Linked DNA regions of Homo sapiens: all the other regions are linked to region 1. The links are chromatin loops, found by intact Hi-C in ENCODE. Cell type or tissue: endothelial cell of umbilical vein. All regions are shown on one strand. Each heading gives the region's core, and the rest is flanking DNA. Links, peaks and the distances in the headings are about the cores only.

Region 1 (6,022 bases), core at 692-5,691:
TCTTCTTGGCTGAGGACTGAGAGCCTCTCTTAGCTTCTTAAGATCAACAGTCATTGTATTATTGATTTGTTGTCTAGGTACATGATAGATGATAGATAGATAGATAGATGATTGATAGATAGATAGATAGATAGATAGATAGATAGATAGATAGATAGATGATGGGGGTGGGGAGAGACAGATTCCTTTATCAATTATACGTGTTAGAATGTCTTCCACTCTGTGACGACTTGTCATTCTGTCCATGATGTCTTTTGAAAACTAGAAATCTGTAATTTTAAGTTTATAATGTGCAGATTTTTGTTTGTTGGTTTCAAGTTATTGGTAAGTATATGTAAAATAAGGAGAAAATAATGTGAACTTCAGGTCTCAGAACCTAGAAATTTGGAAGCAAGTCAACTTATGGTAATGTAGTTCTTTAGCATAGACGAAACACTTTTACATGCATTATTTTAATTACATTTTAAATTTGGCATTACAAATATTGAGAAATATGAATGGGGTGCAGCATTATCAAAGGTTAAGTTTTACTTTTCTAGATTATGCCATTTCCTTTATAACTAGAAAAAATACAAAATGTAGTGTTGAGAGAGTGGTGACTGCCACATCTTTCCACAAAAGAAACCAAGAATCATCATCCACACACACACAAGCCACTTGAGTGTAAAAAATAACCAAGATATATTTTAAAAATTTATTGTAAATTGACAAATTATAATTGTATCTATTTGTGGGGTATAATGTAGTGTTATTTGTACACAATGTGGAATGATTCAGTCAAGCTAATTACCATATCAATCACCATCAAATACTTATAATTTTTCATTGTGAGAACATTTGAAATTTATTTGCTTCGCGATTTTGAAATGTGCAATATATTATTGTTAATTATAGCCAGCAAGAAATTATTTTTTAATGTCCTTTGACAATGACTTAACACAGAAGTGCAGTAATCTCATACAGTCACTAGATGGCACTGCAGCTTTTGCAACAGAGATCTTTAAGACAGGCAGGAGGGGTTCTTGAAATAAACTCATTTTTCGTATTTGTAATTGGTCACCAGACAGTAGAGTCATGCTTTAAATAATAAAACTATTCCCTTTAAGAATTATATATTTGTATCTATTTAAAGAAAACACTTTTTCTTAAGAATAAAATAATTTCATTATAGGAAAATTCAAAATTGGCCGGGCGCGGTGGCTCACGCGGGTAATCCCGGCACTTTGAGAGTCTGAAGCCGGCGGATCACTTGACGTCAGGCGTTCGAGACCAGCTTGGCCAACATGGTGAAACCCCGTCTCTACTAAAAATACAAAAATTAGCCGGGCGTGGTGGTGCGCGCCTGTAATCCCAGCTACCCGGGACGCTGAGGCAGGAGAATTGCTTGAACCCGGGAGGCAGAAGCTGCAGTGAGCGGAGATCGAGCCACAGCATTCCAGCCTGGGCGACAGAGTGAGACTCGGAAAAAAAAAAAAAAGGAAAAAAAGAAGAAAGAAAGAAAGAAAAAAGAGAAAAGAAAAAGAAAGGAAAGAAAGAAAGAGATCCAAAATTATAGAAAAACATAAAGAAAATAAATACTTCCTATATTCCTCCTCCTCAGGGAAAACCACTGTGTTTACTTTAGTAGTTTTACTTTCTGTCAGCATATAGAAATATAAAACATGTTTTGTATATTTAATATTGAACAGGAAATAATCCTATTGTATATATTATTTTAAACTAGCAGCAATAATAGTTTGAGTATTCTTTCATATACATAAATGTTCTTCATTATTTTTTAATGTTGGGATAGCATTTCATCATGTAGGAGCATTATATTTATTTAACTAAATCTTTGGTTTTGGACAATTAGGTAGCTTCTGATTTTTCACTACTAGAAATATCCCTTTGATAAACATTTTTGTGGTTATGTCTTGCACATCCAAGATTATTTCTTTAAAATCTCCCTCCCTCCCCAGTAAGTATTGTCAAGCTGCTTTCCAAAGGGTAAAGGAAACCAGTTTACACCATCACCAGCAGTCGTTCTGGTCATATATTTCCCAATATTTTTCCCTGAAAAATCATTTACATTTTAATTTCAGTTATAATACATTTTCATGTGCAAAATCTAATCAAATTATGAAAATTGACAGCAAGCTTAAAAATATCATTTCTATATTAGTATCATACAATTTTTAAGTAGTTGAATACTGACTATAGCACCTAACAGTTCAATGGCATTTTAGCCTTTTTAAAAAGTTTTATCCAATCCCTACAATTATGTGAAATGTGCAGCTGATGTATTCCCCTTTCCAGAGGAAGAAATTGAAATTATGTTGAAAAAGCAACGCAAAACACGGATAACTGATAGTTTTATTTTACACATATTTATGTAACTATCCAAGATGAATGTAGCCTACAGAGTTAAAATTTTGATAATTAGCTAAAGGTTTGAATACAGGAGTATATCTTTAATATGCTTCCATAGCACCCTACGTTTTTCCTATTATAACATTCATCACACCATGTCAATTCATCTTGTTGTTTGTTTTACAAATAGACCACGAATTCCACAAGGCCAGTTGCCATGCGGAATTTGCTGAGTATTTTAACTCTGGTGTCCACCATAGTAGTAGGTGCTTACTTATAACTTGTGAAATGAAATTTTTAAAAGGCTTTCCAAAAACAAATACAAATAAGATATATTACGTAGAAATAGACATGTCGTGTAGAAACGCGGCTTTATGCCAATACTGGAAGTTTGAAGACATAGTGTTTCTAGTTCTAATAATCATCATGAGTATTTAATACATGCCTATGGTGTACTAGGGAGCCAGATAATGTTTTAAGTTTGTTTTCATGTACTAACTAATTTAACATCTAACTAATTTTAGCTGAATTTTGAACGAGTTCTGATAAAATAGCTAGTCAGCCCGCGCGTGGCAGAGATGAAACTCGGGCGGTCTGGCCCCCGTGCTTTGGGTCTCAGCAGCTCCACGCTCCACATAGATGTTTTGTAGGATCCTTAAAACAGAAGTGCAGTAATCTCGTATAACCACTAGATGGCACTGCAACTTTTGTAACAGGGGACTTAGCCGGGGGCAGGAGGGGTTCTTGAGACAAACCCATTTTTTATATTTGTCATTGGTCACTTGCAAGTAGAGTCATACTTTAAATAATAACATTATTCCCTTTAAGAATTGTATATTTTTTATCTATTTAAAGAAAACAGTTGTCCTTATGAATAAAATGACTTCAAATTATGTGTAAAAAATAACTCTGTTATCCGTGTTTTGCGTCGCTTTTTCAACATAATTTCAACTTCTTCCTCTGGAAAGGGAAATACATCAGCTGCTCATTTCACATAATTATAGGGATTCAATAAAATTATTTGTAAAAATGATAAAATTCATTGAATTGTTAGGTGATACAGTCAGTATTCAATGACTTAAAAATTGTGTCATACTAATATAGAAATATTTTTAAGCTTGCTCTCAATTTTCATAATTTGATTAGATTTATGCACATAAAAATATGTTATAACTAAAATATTAATCGCAAGACATTGTTTTCTAAGATGACTCGGGAGTAGATTGTTGGTAATGATAGAATATTACCGCTAGGAGGCTGCTTGTTTCTTTTTTCCCACAGCTGTGGGAACTCAGGAGCACAGAGGTCATTATTTTTCACTAAGCAGTGTCTGAAATCCACATTTCTGTTTGCCGTTTGCCAATAGTTTAGAGATACCATACACATCATACATTTCCAACAAGCAGAGAAGAATATTGCAAATTACATTTATAAAACAATTTTGAAGGTAATCAAATGTATTAGGCTATTCTTGCATTGCTATAAAAATATCTGAGACTGGGTAATTTATAAAGAAAAAAGGCTTAATTGGCTTACGGTTCTGCAGTTTTTACAAGCATAATGCTGACACTGCTCAGCTTCCGCGGAAGCTTAGGGAGCTTTTATGTATGTTGGAAGGTGAAGTGGAGTGGGAGCAGGCATGTCACATGGAGAAAGCAGGAAAGAGAGAGAGAAAGAGAGAGAGAGAGAGAGAAAGTGCTGCACACTTTGAAAAGACCAGATCTCCTGAGAACTCACTCAGGTGCAAGGAGACCATCAAGAGGATGATGCTAAACCATTCATGAGAGATTCGCTCCCATGATGTAATCACCTCCCACCAGGCCCCACCTCCAACAAAGGGGATTACAATGCGACATGAGATTTGGGCAGGGACACACATCCAAACTACATCATTGAGTTTTTTGCTGATTGAAATATCCCATGAAGATTATGCCTCTTTTCTATATATTGAATTATTTTACATAAATAACTAAAGTGTATGTAGCACCTCAGAATTGAACAAGATACTTTCAGAGCATTGACTATGAGGAGTAATTATTACAGAGCATCTGCTATATACAGAAAAATGGATATGGATACATACACCCTTTAGCATATAAGCATATGAAAACAATTTGATATGTATAAGCTATTATAAAACTAAGGGTTTTACTCTACATGGGATTTTTTCCTAAGTTATAGTAACTGTTTTCTGCTTTCTCATATAGTATATACTTTTTAATGTATTTTGAAGGAATGAACTTTCTTGGAAACCATTGTGTTTATTCTACTTTTATTTCACATATATAAAAACAGCTTATAATTGTACTGAACACAAAATACAAACAAATACATTTTATTGCACATAAAAATATTTTAAATGAAGTATTGAAGTATTGCACGTAATAGAATTGATTTAGGAAAGTCACAAACCTATTATAAGACTAGTATTATTCTAGGTCTGAAGATTACAGAATATTTCCTAATAGAGATTTGCCACATCACATATTGCACATTTTCCAACACTATTCTATGTCTTGCAAATATTCCTCATAGTCTTTGCTTATGTCTTTTCTCTGTAAGACACTGTATAAAAGATTATAAAGGCAAAGAAATATGTACCATCGAAAAGGACCTGTCTACAGCTGAGGAAGTAAAAAAATAAATACATGATCATCCCATTCTTTTTGGGGAAAAATAACAAAGTAAATTGGCAAATTTCTCTAAAAAGAGAGAAATATTACAAATCTTAGTTTCATAAGCATTTGTCCATTTATAAATGCTCCCTGAGTTTAAGGGATTCAATTAGACTAAAAACCTATGTTACCAGCCATAATTCCTTTGTTTACATTCAGTATCTAGTACCAACATCTAACTCCTTCCAATAGTGCAAATGCATGAAGGGCTCTCACTGTTGGTAGTCATTCAGCAATAAATAGTAAGTCCACGCCTAGTTATTTCATTATTTCTGGATTCAAAATAATATAAAGTGCATCCAAAGGTTGCATAGTCATTCTTCTCATTCTTGGGCATGGTTATTGGTCAACCTGTGATGCTTCTAGCTCATGGCAATAAAAGCCCACAGTGCAGATTTTCCTGGAATTTCTTCCTTTTTTTCCATAGTTCTGTTTGGAAGAAAATTCCCAAGACACTATAAAATTTTTTTTCACAAAGTCTCTATGGAAGACTTCGGACCACAGAGCAGCATCCACTGACACAGATTTCCTTGAGTTCCATTCTATAATAGTCAATAAGTGAACATGTTTCCTTATTATTTGTAAGGTTTGTTACATATCCAGTATAAATTCTTCTCACATTCCATGCTGCTGACCTCTGTGTTTTTCAGAAAAACACACTTGTCAGACCCTGTAACGTTGAACCTGTCAAACAATAAAAAAACTTAGAATTATTTTCAGCTCATTGTTTTCATTCAGTTACATGAGAATGAACTCGGAGATGGTGACCTCTGCTTCTTTTAAATTCTTAGTGGGATACACAAGTCAAATAATCATAGACTAATCTGTAGAGACAATGGACAAGAATTGAAAAAAAAATAGGATGTGGAGAAAAAATATGGAAGTAAGAGGAAAGCACGCCATTCATTTGGTTGGCATGGCACCAGATAAGTGATTCTTGGTCATTTCTGAGTTCATAGATTTTTCAATAAATAATTTCACAAAATTGTATGCATTCA
Region 2 (6,022 bases), core at 649-5,648, 170 kb after region 1:
TAATAATGAAAGCACATTGTTTGGAGATTTACTGTCTCAAGGTTTTATTTAGGTGCTAAGTATTCAGAATAAGACAAGTCCATGCATTCCACATGTTTGAATAAATTAATGCAAGTAATAAAGAGCCAACTATATGCTCAAATGTAGGGCAAACTCCAAAGGCTGCACCCCCTACTCCACCATGATTTATTATTATTATTATTATTTTGTAGTGCTCAGAAGTGGATACAGGCTACTACACAGGGTGTAAGATATAATGTGTTTCAACTCTGTCTCTGTGCTCTTTTTGTTGTGTTTTGTTTTGTTAAACTTTAAGTTCTGGGATAAATCTGCAGAGTGTGCAGGTTTGTGACGTTGGTATACATGTGCCATGGTGGCTTGCTGCACCTATCAACCCATCTTCTAGGTTTGAAGCCCCGCATGCATTAGGTATTTTGCAATCTATCCATTTGACAAAGGACTAATATCCAGAATCTACAAAGAACTTAAACAAATTTACAAGAAAAAAACAATCCCATCAAAAAGTGGGTGAAGGATATGAACAGACACTTCTCAAAGAAGACATTTACGCAGCCAACAGACACAGGAAAAAACGCTCATCATCACTGGCCATCAAAGAAATGCAAATCAAAACCACAATGAGATATCATCTCGCACCAGTTAGAATGGTGATCATTAAAAAGTCAGGAAACAACAGGTGCTGGAGAGGATGTGGAGAAATAGGAATACTTTTACACTGTTGGTGGGACTGTAAACTAGTTCAACCATTGTGGAAGACAGTGTGGCGATTCCTCAGGGATCTAGAACTAGAAATACCATTTGACCCAGCCATTCCATTACTGGGTATATACCCGAAGGATTATAAATCATGCTGCTATAAAGACACATACACACGTATGTTTATTGTGGCACTATTCACAATAGCAAAGACTTGGAACCAAACCAAGTGCCCATCAATGATAGACTGGATTAAGAAAATGTGGCACATATACACCATGGAATACTATGCAGCCTTAAAAAAGGATGAGTTCATGTCCTTTGTAGGGACATGGATGAAGCTGGAAACCATCATTCTCAGCAAACTATGGCAAGGACAGAAAACCAAACACCACATGTTCTCACTCATAGGTGGGAATTGAACAATGAGAACACATGGACACAGGGACGGGAATATCACACATTGGGGTGATGTTGGGGTTGGGGGAGTGGGGAGGGATAGCCCCCCTGTCGTGGGGTTGGGAGAGTGGGGAGGGATAGCATTAGGAGATATATCTAATGTAAATGACGAGTTAATGGGTGCAGCACACCAACATGGCACATGTATACATATGTAACACAAACCTGCACATTGTGCACATGTACCCTAGAACTTAAAGTATAATAATAAAAAAAAGAAAAAAAGAAAAAATAATAATCGCCATACTGACTGGCCTGAGATGGTATCTCATGTGGTTTTGATTTGCATTTCTCTACTGACCAGTGATGATGAGCTTTTCTTTATATGTTTACTGGCCACATAAATGTCTTCTTTTGTCTTTCTGCTCTTTTTAATCAATGAATAAATGAACATAAAAACTTACTGTAGAAACTCTTGTCTATATTTAACTTCCAGATGTTTAGACAGCAATAACATTAAGCTCTAAGACTACACTGACAGTAGAGACTATAAACAAGAAGACTATCAGTATTCTTGAGAATGACCGAAACCCAACCCAACCCAACCCAACCCAACCCAATCAAACCAAAACAAAACAAAGAGCAGTGCTACTTAGCCAAATATAAGTGCTAAATTAAGCAAACCATGCATATGGAAAATCAAGTGCTGGGGACTATTTGGCCATGGCTCAGGAATTAAATTCTACCTTTGGATCTTTTTCACAAAATAAACCCATAGAACCCAGAGGAAATTTAACAACTTCATTTTTACAAATATTGCAATTCCAATGAGACAGTCTTGCAAAAGGTCACATATGCCGTTATTTCTTTGTTTTTTTTCATTTAACTTAATATGATAGTGAAGGAGTTCAGAACATGATGCCCCGAAATATGTCACTCAGGCATATAGACTCTTTTGAGTTAAACGCACTTTTAAAACAGCAGATGCAAGAGAAAACACTCTGAGCTTCCTTATTTTTCTTATAAGCAGGAGATAAAATACCTTTGTGAAAGATATCTTCTCTATACCAGAAGGAAAGCAACATTCTTATAGTCAAGGATAGGTAGTTGAGGCCAAAGGAAATGTGTGCAAACAACATTTGTTAATTTAACATTTATCTTTCCGGTCACTTTTCTACCCAATTAATTACCCTAGATCAAACCTCTTTGCCTTGCCACATTTTCATAATTTATTACCCTTTGTTGAATTCAATATATAAGTGTTCAACTCTACCTGCATCTTTAGGCTTTCATAAGGAAGACGTGCATGTCACGTCAAACTTATATTAACTAAACGCATGTGCTTTGCTCAAGTTGATGTGTCTTGTGTCAATTTCATTCTCAGGCCCGCAGAAAAACCCTGAGCGGGTAGAGGTAAGATTTTGCATTCCAACTAATAGAAATAAATAAAGTTTTATAGAACAAACTATTAGTGACATAACTTACTCTTGATTAAAAAGAAATTAAAGGAATGCTACAATTATGAAGGTCAAGCTGCATGGTTTTTAAAATTTATCAAGCATTAGAGTTATACAGCCAAGGTGTTTGATCCTAGGTCTGGAATGTATTATTTGTGAGAGGCAACTTACTCATTCTGTCCTGTATATTTTTTATCTGTAAATGGATTTTCTTATACCTGTATCCTAGTCTAATGAGGATTAAATACAAATAGCAGAGCATAGTGTATTTAACATTAGCTCACTAATTCACAAACTCTAAAAAAGAAAATTATCTGTAACAAGCCCATAGAACTGATGTTTATGTGGGATTTTTTTTTATAAATATAGAAATTGATCCTCCTAGTTTTAAAACTTGAAACTTACATTTGTCTTATTTGAGTTCATTCTTTAGGAATCTGACCTTTAGTCCTCTCAGATAGTAACAGGAAACCGAAAGTCACCAGATCACCACTTCCAGACAAGGGACTCCTCACTGCCATGATTGTCTAACCGACCACCTGCTCCCTGTTGACCAACTCTTCTTCCCTACCCCTCCCTAATTCGGGAATAGTCATTGTCTCCGGGATTGGCTTTCTGTGCCCTGAGCAATGGGACCTAGACTGAACCCCTGGCATTTCAGTAACATCGCTATTGCTGTTGCCATCTGGTGGTCATCTAAGAATTTAAGATTATTTTTCTTAAGCATCAAGGACTATAAAGTCAAGAACATAATTCTATTGTAAAACTGAGAGTGTTTGGGGGAGAGGCAAGGATTATGGTAAAAACTGTTGAACTGGTAAAAATTTGAGGACAAGTGTCTATAAAACCCTTTAATCACTCTAGATGTGGGAGATTTGGAGTTAAACTTGAGATATACATGGACCCTTCAGGAGTGAAGAACCATAGAAAGTGTATGAATTAAACCACTCACCTATCATAATAATGCAAACTGTAGTAATAATAATACTCAGGAAGCACATAAGGCCAATCTTCCAGTTTTGTATCAACTTGGGAACTGCAAATTAAATCAACACATATTTTACAATTTCTGAATAAACACTGACTCGATATTATTACTGGTGTATTCCTCTCCTATAATTGTTAATCAGGAAACCCTCAATCAAGTACATACATCTCAAAATAACAAAGGATAGCAAACCATCAAAAAGTGCAAGGAAGATAAGTACCAAAAAATGATTGCTATAGCTGTTCGGCTCGAGAGAGTGGTGAGTGGAGAAATCACTGAGTTTTGGGGGAATGAGGAAGGAAAGGAAAGGAAAGTTTACTTAAAAGGTAGAAATAGTTTGAATGGGGGATTTTAAGCAAAAAGGCATAAAGATCATCAAAAGGTCCACGATTAGAGCAAATGTTTATAACAGATATATAAGGCAATAGGATTAAAGACAGGAAAGAAAGGAGTCATAAGGTCATGACAGAAGACCTTAAATGAGAGATATATTTTTCTTTATTCTTTAAGCCATGGAGGAAATAAACAATGTGTTTCAGCCAGAGAATATTCAAGATAAAAGCAGTAATTTATTTATTTGTGGTAAGCAAACAAAATTAGAGAAAACTCAGGATTTGACACTCGTGGAAATGCTATGAGGTTAAGAACAAATAATAATTCTATTAATGATAAAGTAATTGTAGCTGATATATCATTAGTAGATGTAGAAACAATCTAGGAAGAATGTGCGTGTATGTGTGTGTCTGTGTGTGTGTGTGTACAGTCATGCATAGCTTAGCAATGGGGAGATATTTTGAGAAATGTGCCTTTAGGTGATTGTGTCATTGTTGGAACATCATAGAATGTACTTACACAAACTTAGACAGTATAGCCTACTAACACCTAGGCTATATATTACAGACTGTTGCTCCTAGACTACAAAACTGGATAGCATGTTATCGTACTAATTACTGCAGGCAATTATAACACAATGCTAAATGCTTGCGTCTAAACATAGAAAAGGTACAGTGAAAATACCATATAAAAGATCAAAAATGGTACACCTTTACAAGGCAGCTTCATTGTAATCTTATGGGACCATTGTTGTTATGCAATCTGTCATTGACCAAAACATTGTTCTATGGTGCATGACTATATGTGTATATCGTGCATATATGCATAAACACAGATTATATATATGTATGCATGCCTATATGCATATATATGCTTTATATGTATGTATATATACATGTACATATACATACATATATTTAAATATCAGAAAAGAGGACTTGAAGAAAGAAAAATTTAAAAAGAAGTCATGTTTTCTCTCTTTCTTCAGAACTTAAAGCAGCCTTAGTGAATGAAAACTTGAAAAAGTTACTAGTTTTCATGATCACCAGACTACAGATAATGTGCAATAAAGTAATTTCAAGACTGGATTGAGAGAAGCCAGATTCTGAGATGTTTACAAAGAGAATGTTTGATAGGAAGAAGAGTTTGGTAATTTATCTTACATCTAGAGAAACAATAGCTAAAGATAGAAAACATAAAATGTGTTTTTTTTTTCAAGATTAGGGAGAAATGAAGAACAAGGAAGAAGAAAAGATAAAAACCACTGCACAAATTTCAGACACCCAAAATAGTAATTTGTGGGCAAAGCCATGTCTTACACAAAAGGTATTGAAACAATTGAGAAAAAAAGGCTTTACCATACGACAACATCAGCTTACAAAATTTATTTAAGACGTATTATTGACCTGAACATAAAACCTGAAACCATACAATTTCTAGAAAACATAAAATAGTTTGTGACCATGAGAATTAGTAAAGCTGTCTTAGAGAAAGAAGAGAAAGTACAGTGTAAAATTAAAAGAAAATGATAAATTGAATTTAATTGAAATTTAAGGGCTGGGCACAGTGGCTCATGCCTGTAATCCCAGCACTTTGGGAGGCCAAGGAGGGTGGATCACCTGAGGTCAGGAATTTGAGACCAGCCTGGCCAACATGGTGAGACCCCTTCTCTACTAAAAACACAAAAAATTAGCTGTGCATGATGGCAGGCACCTGTAATCCCAGCTACTCGGGAGGTTGAGGCAGGAGAATACTTGAACCCAGGAGGCGGAGGCTGCAGTGATCAGAATTATGCCACTGCACTCCAGCCTGGGTGACAGAGTGAGGCTCTGTCTTAAAAAAGAAAAAGAAAGAAAGAAAGAAGAAGGAAAGAAAGAAAGAAAGAAACCTCTGCCCATTTCAAGATACAAGACACTGTTGTGAATATAAATATGCAAGTTACAGACTGGGAGAAAATAGTCACAATATGTGTATGCAAAAAAGACTGGTATCGAAAATACTAAAAGGTCTGTAGTTTAGAGATATAGTACAAACAACTTGATAAAAAAAAGAACCAAAGTCTTGAACAAATACTTACAGAAGAATACACGCAAGTGAGCAATAAGCACATAAAAGATGTTCCATATTA
Region 3 (6,022 bases), core at 649-5,648, 810 kb after region 1:
TAGAAAAGACATGTGTCAAATACAGTTTTTGGGGGGTTAGGATTTTTTTGTTGTTGTTATTGTTGCTGTTTGACATATATCATCTAATTCTCCAAAATGATATCCGTGTTTTAGAGATGAAAAATTAGGGGCATTAGATGACTCACGAAAGGACATTCAATTGACAAATGTACATCTATATTTTATGTAGTCTACTTTAATCCTCGCTTATACTTACATAGGTAGGAAGGAGAGGATAAATTATGTGATCATTCTCACCCTACTTTTCTGTAATTAATTATAGAAAATGTTTGTCAAATTTTTTTTTAAAAAGCCTTTTCCATACAAATCACTTTGTTTTTTACATTCAAGGGATATGACACACAAATGTTGGTTTTTTTTTTTTTTCTTTTTTTTTGAGATGAAGTCTCACTCTGTCGCCCAGGCTGGAGTCAGTGGTGCCATCTCGGCTCACTGCAATCTCCACCTCCCTGGTTCAAGTGATTCTCCTGCCTCAGCCTCCCGCGTAGCTGGGCCTAAAGGCATACGCCACCACGCGTGGCTAATTTTTGTATTTTAGTACAGATGGTGTTGAGGAAAACCATCTTTAAAAGGCTGCTTTCCAAAGATAACTCCTCCTCTCCAAAAAGAGTTGCCTATACATGTTCTCCCTCTTCACATATGAATTCTGCTGTGTTAAAATGCTGAGTTCTAGAGAAGAGGGGGAATCTTGTGGAAACCCATATTATTAAAAATCATCTCAGCCTCACAGTTCAAATGTTGGAAAAATCAAACCACCAAGATATTTTATTAACAGTATTTCCTACCATAATCTACCTTAATAACAGCACCAATAATCCTTTTCTCACAGGTAGAGAATATCTTTTCCAACAGAGAAATACCCGTAACCAATGCAAATATTTTTTACTCATGTGCCATATTTGCTGTTGGAAATCATTATACAATGAAAAATATGTACAAAGTTCAGTATGTCACATAAACCAAATATTGTAGAATAATTCAAATTGGAAGAGTTGCAACTATTAAATGGGATGAAGAAAGTTTATTGTACCATCATTAGTCTTTAGCATTGTACTTGTTATTTTACAAAATATCTGTTTATATAGCTTTCAATCCAAGTTGATCATACATTCAGGGAAGGCAGAAATTGTGTTACTCACTTTTGAACCATCAACATACAGTGCAATTTATAAAAACCACTAATAAATAATTGCTGAATGAATGCTTTTTCTTTGATTTTTGTTTTTTGTTTGGGACAGGGTTTCACTCTGTTGCCCAGGGCGCAGTGTAGTGGCCTGATCATAGATCACTGCAGCCTCTACTTTGAATTGTCTCTCGGGCTCAGGCAATCCTCCCATCTCGGCTCCCTGAGTAGCAAGAACTATGGGCATGTGCCACCATGCCCAGCTAATTTTTAAAATTTTTCCCTTTTTGTAGAGACAGGGTCTTGCTTTGTTGCCCAGGCTGGACTCAAACTCCTAGCCTCAAACAATCTTCCCACATTGGCCTCTCAAAGTGCTGAGATTATAGGCATGAACCACCATGCCTGGCTGAATGAATGCATATTTTTATGGTTTAACATAGTAGAAGACAAACAATTTTAAATTATAAGTACTAAAAAGCTTTTAATTTATTTGACACAGAGTCTTGCTCTGTGGCCCAGGCTGGAGTGCAATGGTGCCTTCTTAGCTCACTGCAATCTCAGCCTCCCAAATTGAAGGGATTCTGCTGCCTCAGCCTCCTGAGTAAGCTGGGACTACAGGTGTGAGCCACCACACACAGCTAACTTTAGTATTTTTTGGTAGAGATGGGGTTTCATCATGTTGGCCAGGCTAGTCTCAAACTCCTGATATCAGGTGATCCACCTGCCTCAGCCTCCCAAAGGGCTGGGATTACAGGAGTGAGCCACCATGCCCAGCCCTAAAAAACTAATGTTATGTTATTGTTAACTTGATTTTTTCTTATTAACATATGATGTTCCAAGGAGTCATTGTTAAAAATTGGAGTAACAAGGAGAAATATGAAGAGAGAAAAACACTTCCTTATAAAATTACATTAATATGTTTCCTTTCTATAATTTCTATGCAACATACTGGGAATCACACATTAGTTTACAACCCAATTCATAAATTAGCATTATGCCAGAAGCATTTCTCATGTCATTGAATACTTCATAAGTCATTTGAAAGTGTGTATGTTTTTTAATTGTATGATTGTATCATATATACTAACCCTTTCATTATTGTTGGACCCAAGATTTTACCTGGTATTTGACAATTCCAATAATGCTAAGGTAAAATCTTGAGTGTGTACCATTTTGTCCACATTATTTTCTGAAGATAGATTTCTAGTAGACTCATTGGCTCAAAAAGTACTACCATTTTTTAAGGTTATCAATATATTTTGCTAAATTTGTGTGCAGTAGTTATCTACTAACATTTGCTACAGCAGTTTATGAGAATATAGTTATTACTTCATTCTGACCAGCAAGACTAATTTTCAAATAAGCCTTGATTTTAGAGCTTGGTTTATGTGGTGATGCCATCTGGTGGCCTAGTACAAAATTACAGAATCAGAAGTGAAAAACCTTTTGAAAACTGTAATGAGCAAAATTAAATTTATAAGGTGATGGCAAATAGCACAAGTCTTATACGTTGTCAGAAAGCATTCTTGCTGTTTGGATTTCTAAAAATTATCAGGAGCCATGTAAAATGAAGATTACAAACTCAAACAATGCTCATTCATTCATCTCTTCAACCTGAGTTTTTGGAGTACCTACCACATGGTAGTACTATTCCCTGCTGATGAAAAAGATGAAGTCTCCATGCATGATTTCCAGGAATGTGTAGTTTAATGGGGATACATAATGCAAATTTACCACTATAAATTTTACCAAAGGCTTTCACAAGTGGTGACTAATATTTACTAATATTTGTCATTTGAATCATTTTTATCAAATGTATGATATGTAATTGTGGTTGACTTTCTCTAAAATAACTCCAGTCATCATTCCACTTCTTGGTATTCATGCCATTGTATAATCTTCTTCCCAGAGTGTGTGCTCAAGTTGGCATCTCTGTTTCTCTTTCTCTCCCTCTTTCTCTCCCACTCCCCTCTCCCACATACACGTCCCCAGCAGAAAACAGAATAACAAACTGCCATGAAGTGAGTAGCTCTATGGAGAGGTCTATGAGGCAAGGCATTGACATTTCTCCTGTTAACAGTGAGTGAGGACCTCACACCAGCCAACAGCATGTGCATGAGGCTGCATATGAGTCTGCCCCAACTGAGCCTTCAGATGACTGTAGCCCTCACCCACACCCCAAAGGCATCCTTGTGAGAAACTCTAAGTCAGAGTCACCCATGGCTGGATTCCTGACCCAAAAAAAGCATAAGTTGTGGGATAATTTAGTAATTTGTTACACACAAATAGTTAACTAATTAACTAATAAAAAGAATTTGAGCCTGGCCTGGTGGCTCATGCCTGTAATCCCAGCATTTTGGGAGGCTGAGGTGGACGGATCACTTGAGGACAGGAGTTCAAAGATCAGCCTAGCCAACATGGTGAAACCCCATCTCTACTAAAAATACAGAAATTAGCCAGGCATGGTGGCCCATGCCTGTAATCCCAGCTACTCAGGAGACTGAGGCAGGAGAATCACTTGAAGTCGGGAGGTGGAGGCTGCAGTGAACCAAGATCGCCCATTGCACTCCAGCCTGGGTGACAGAGCAAGAAACCCTGTCTTAAAAAAATAAAAAAAAGAAAGAAAGCTATTCAAACATTTGAATAGTGATTTCAACATAATTACTCAAGTCCTATACAAAATTACTTAAGTCCTATACAAATTTAAACTACAATTACAGATTTAGTTAAGCTAAGTCTTTTGAGCACCTCAAACACCTTAAGTAGCAAATATACCCAAAGAAAATTATTACAAAACCTATTGCTTACTCTTAAACCTATCCTAAAATATAACAATAGTTTTTAAACTTCATTTCTTTTGTTATTCCTATAATTTTTATTCTTCTCTAAGGCTATAATTCCACTTGATAACTTCCATTAGTTGTATTAATGCATCCTTTTACATCTTTCTGGGCTTGTAGTGATCTCCCTAGACCAATAAGCAAAATATTTCAGTAAATGGCTGGTCAAGCAACTGATTTTTAGTCAGTTTGGGACCCGTTTGTTTTTGCCACGATAATTAACTCCAGCTGCAGGCCATGAAGTCATCTCCTATTTTAGAGTTAAACTTCTTTTGTTATAAAAATAAGACATTTCAAATTCTCATCTTTCACATGTTTTTGGATTTTTATAACCTAATATCTCCATCATAAATGATACGTTTCAAGTCTCAACCAACATTTCATTATGTATTATCCTATCTCTATTATATACTGATATTTTATGTTAGGATTATTACAAATTATGTATGCTTTATTGTATTATTTAAGGGCCACTTAGAAATTCTATATCCTAGGAAAAGAGAAATGAAAGTTTTGTAGTAAGCTTCCTTTTCATTATTATTATTATTTTTGAATTATACTTTAAGTTCTGGGATACATGTGCAGAACGTGCAGGTTTGTTACATAGGTATACACGTGCCATGGTGGTTTGCTGCACCCATCGACCCGTCATCTACATTAGGTATTTCTCCTAATGCTATCCCTCCCCTAGCCCCCCACCCTCTGACAGGCCCTGGTGTGTGATGTTTGCCTCCCTGTGTCCATGTATTCTCATTGTTCAACTCCCACTTATGAGTGAGAACATGTGGTGGTTGACTTTCTGTTCCTGTGTTGCTTTGCTGAGAATGATGGTTTCCAGCTTCATCCATGTCCCTGCAAAGGACGGGAACTCATCCTTTTTTATGGCTGCTTAGTATTTTATGGTGTATATGTGCCACATTTTCTTTATCCAGTCTATTATTGATGGACATTTGGGTTGGTTCCAAGTTTTTGCTATTGTGAACAGTGCTGCCATAAACATACATGTACATGTGTCTTTATAGTAGAATGATTTATAATCCTTTGGGTATATACCCAGTAATGGGATTGCTAAGTCCAATGGTATTTCTGGTTCTAGATCCTTGAGGAATCGCCACACTGTCTTCCACAATGGTTGAACTAATTTACACTCCCACCAACAGTGTAAAAGCGTTTCTATTTCTCCACAGTCTCTCCAGCATCTGTTATTTCCTGACTGTTTAATGATTGCCATTCTAAGTGGCATGAGATGGTATCTCATTGTGGTTTTGATTTGCATTTTTCTAATGACCAGTGATGATGAGCTTTTTCTCCTATGTCTGTTGGCAGCATAAATGTGTTCTTTGGGGGAGTATCTGTTCATATCCTTCACCCACTTTTTGATGGGGTTGTTTTTTTTTTCTTGTAAATTTAAGTTCCTCGTAGATTCTGGATATAGCCCTTTGTCAGATGGATAGATTGCAAAAATTTTCTCCCATTTTGTAGGTTGCCTGTTCACTCTGATAATAGTTTTTTGTTTTTTTTTTCTGTGCAGAAGCTCTTTTGTTTGGTTAGATCCCATTTGTCAATTTTGGCTTTTATTGCCAGTTTTTGGTGTTTTAGTCATGAAGTCCTTGCCCATGCCTATGTCCTGAATGGTATTGCCTAAGTTTTCTTCTAGGGTTTTTATGGTTTTAGGTCTTATGCTTAAGTCTTTAATCGATCTTGAGTTAACTTTTCTATAAGGTATAAGGAAGGTGTCCAGTTTCAGTCTTCTGCATTTGGCTGGACAGTTTTCCCAACAGCATTTGTTAAATAGGGAATCCTTTCTCCATTGCTTGTTTTTGTCAGGTTTGTCAAAGATCAGATGGTTGCAGATGTGTAGCACTGCTTATGAGGCCTCTGTTCTGTTTCATTGGTCTATATATCTGTTTTGGTACCAGTACTGTGCTGTTTTGGTTACTGCAGCCTTGTAGTATAGTTTGAAGTGAGGTAGCGTGATGCCTGTAGCTTTTTTCTTTTTGCTTAGGATTGTATTGGCTATATAGGCTCTTTTTCGGTT

What was found. Peaks named below come from ENCODE experiments on the same cell type or tissue, not always from the same donor. Only the 100,000 strongest peaks of a DNase experiment are listed, where the experiment ranks them.
Region 2: it touches region 1 in a loop (13-fold over the local background); 89 of 110 quality-filtered maps call a loop at or near these places.
Region 3: a loop joins it to region 1, with 3.0 times the contacts of the local background. A loop is called at or near these places in 8 of 110 quality-filtered maps.

Annotation. Positions count from the first base shown.
Region 1 is chr12:9,747,882-9,753,903 of GRCh38, forward strand. CD69 (CD69 molecule) reads right to left here. Exons shown (of 5, transcript NM_001781.2): 5 at 4,605-5,708. The coding sequence ends at 5,600. Among named protein-coding and RNA genes, the nearest start is that of CD69, 10 kb to the right of the region's middle. RefSeq lists an enhancer at 2,832-3,126 and a silencer at 3,587-3,666. In endothelial cell of umbilical vein, for the core only: CTCF peaks have their summits at 961 (motif pointing right) and 3,044 (motif pointing right); DNase peaks (open chromatin) are centred at 980, 3,050 and 3,600; H3K27ac peaks cover 1,117 bases.
Region 2 is chr12:9,922,735-9,928,756 of GRCh38, forward strand. It overlaps CLEC2A (C-type lectin domain family 2 member A), which reads right to left. Exons shown (of 5, transcript NM_001130711.2): 2 at 3,526-3,609. Among named protein-coding and RNA genes, the nearest start is that of CLEC2A, 6.6 kb to the right of the region's middle. In endothelial cell of umbilical vein, for the core only: a CTCF peak has its summit at 3,271 (motif pointing left); a DNase peak (open chromatin) is centred at 3,237.
Region 3 is chr12:10,559,963-10,565,984 of GRCh38, forward strand. The region is part of intron 1 of LINC02446 (long intergenic non-protein coding RNA 2446); the gene reads left to right. Among named protein-coding and RNA genes, the nearest start is that of LINC02446, 9.6 kb to the left of the region's middle. In endothelial cell of umbilical vein, for the core only: a CTCF peak has its summit at 2,549 (motif pointing left); a DNase peak (open chromatin) is centred at 2,559.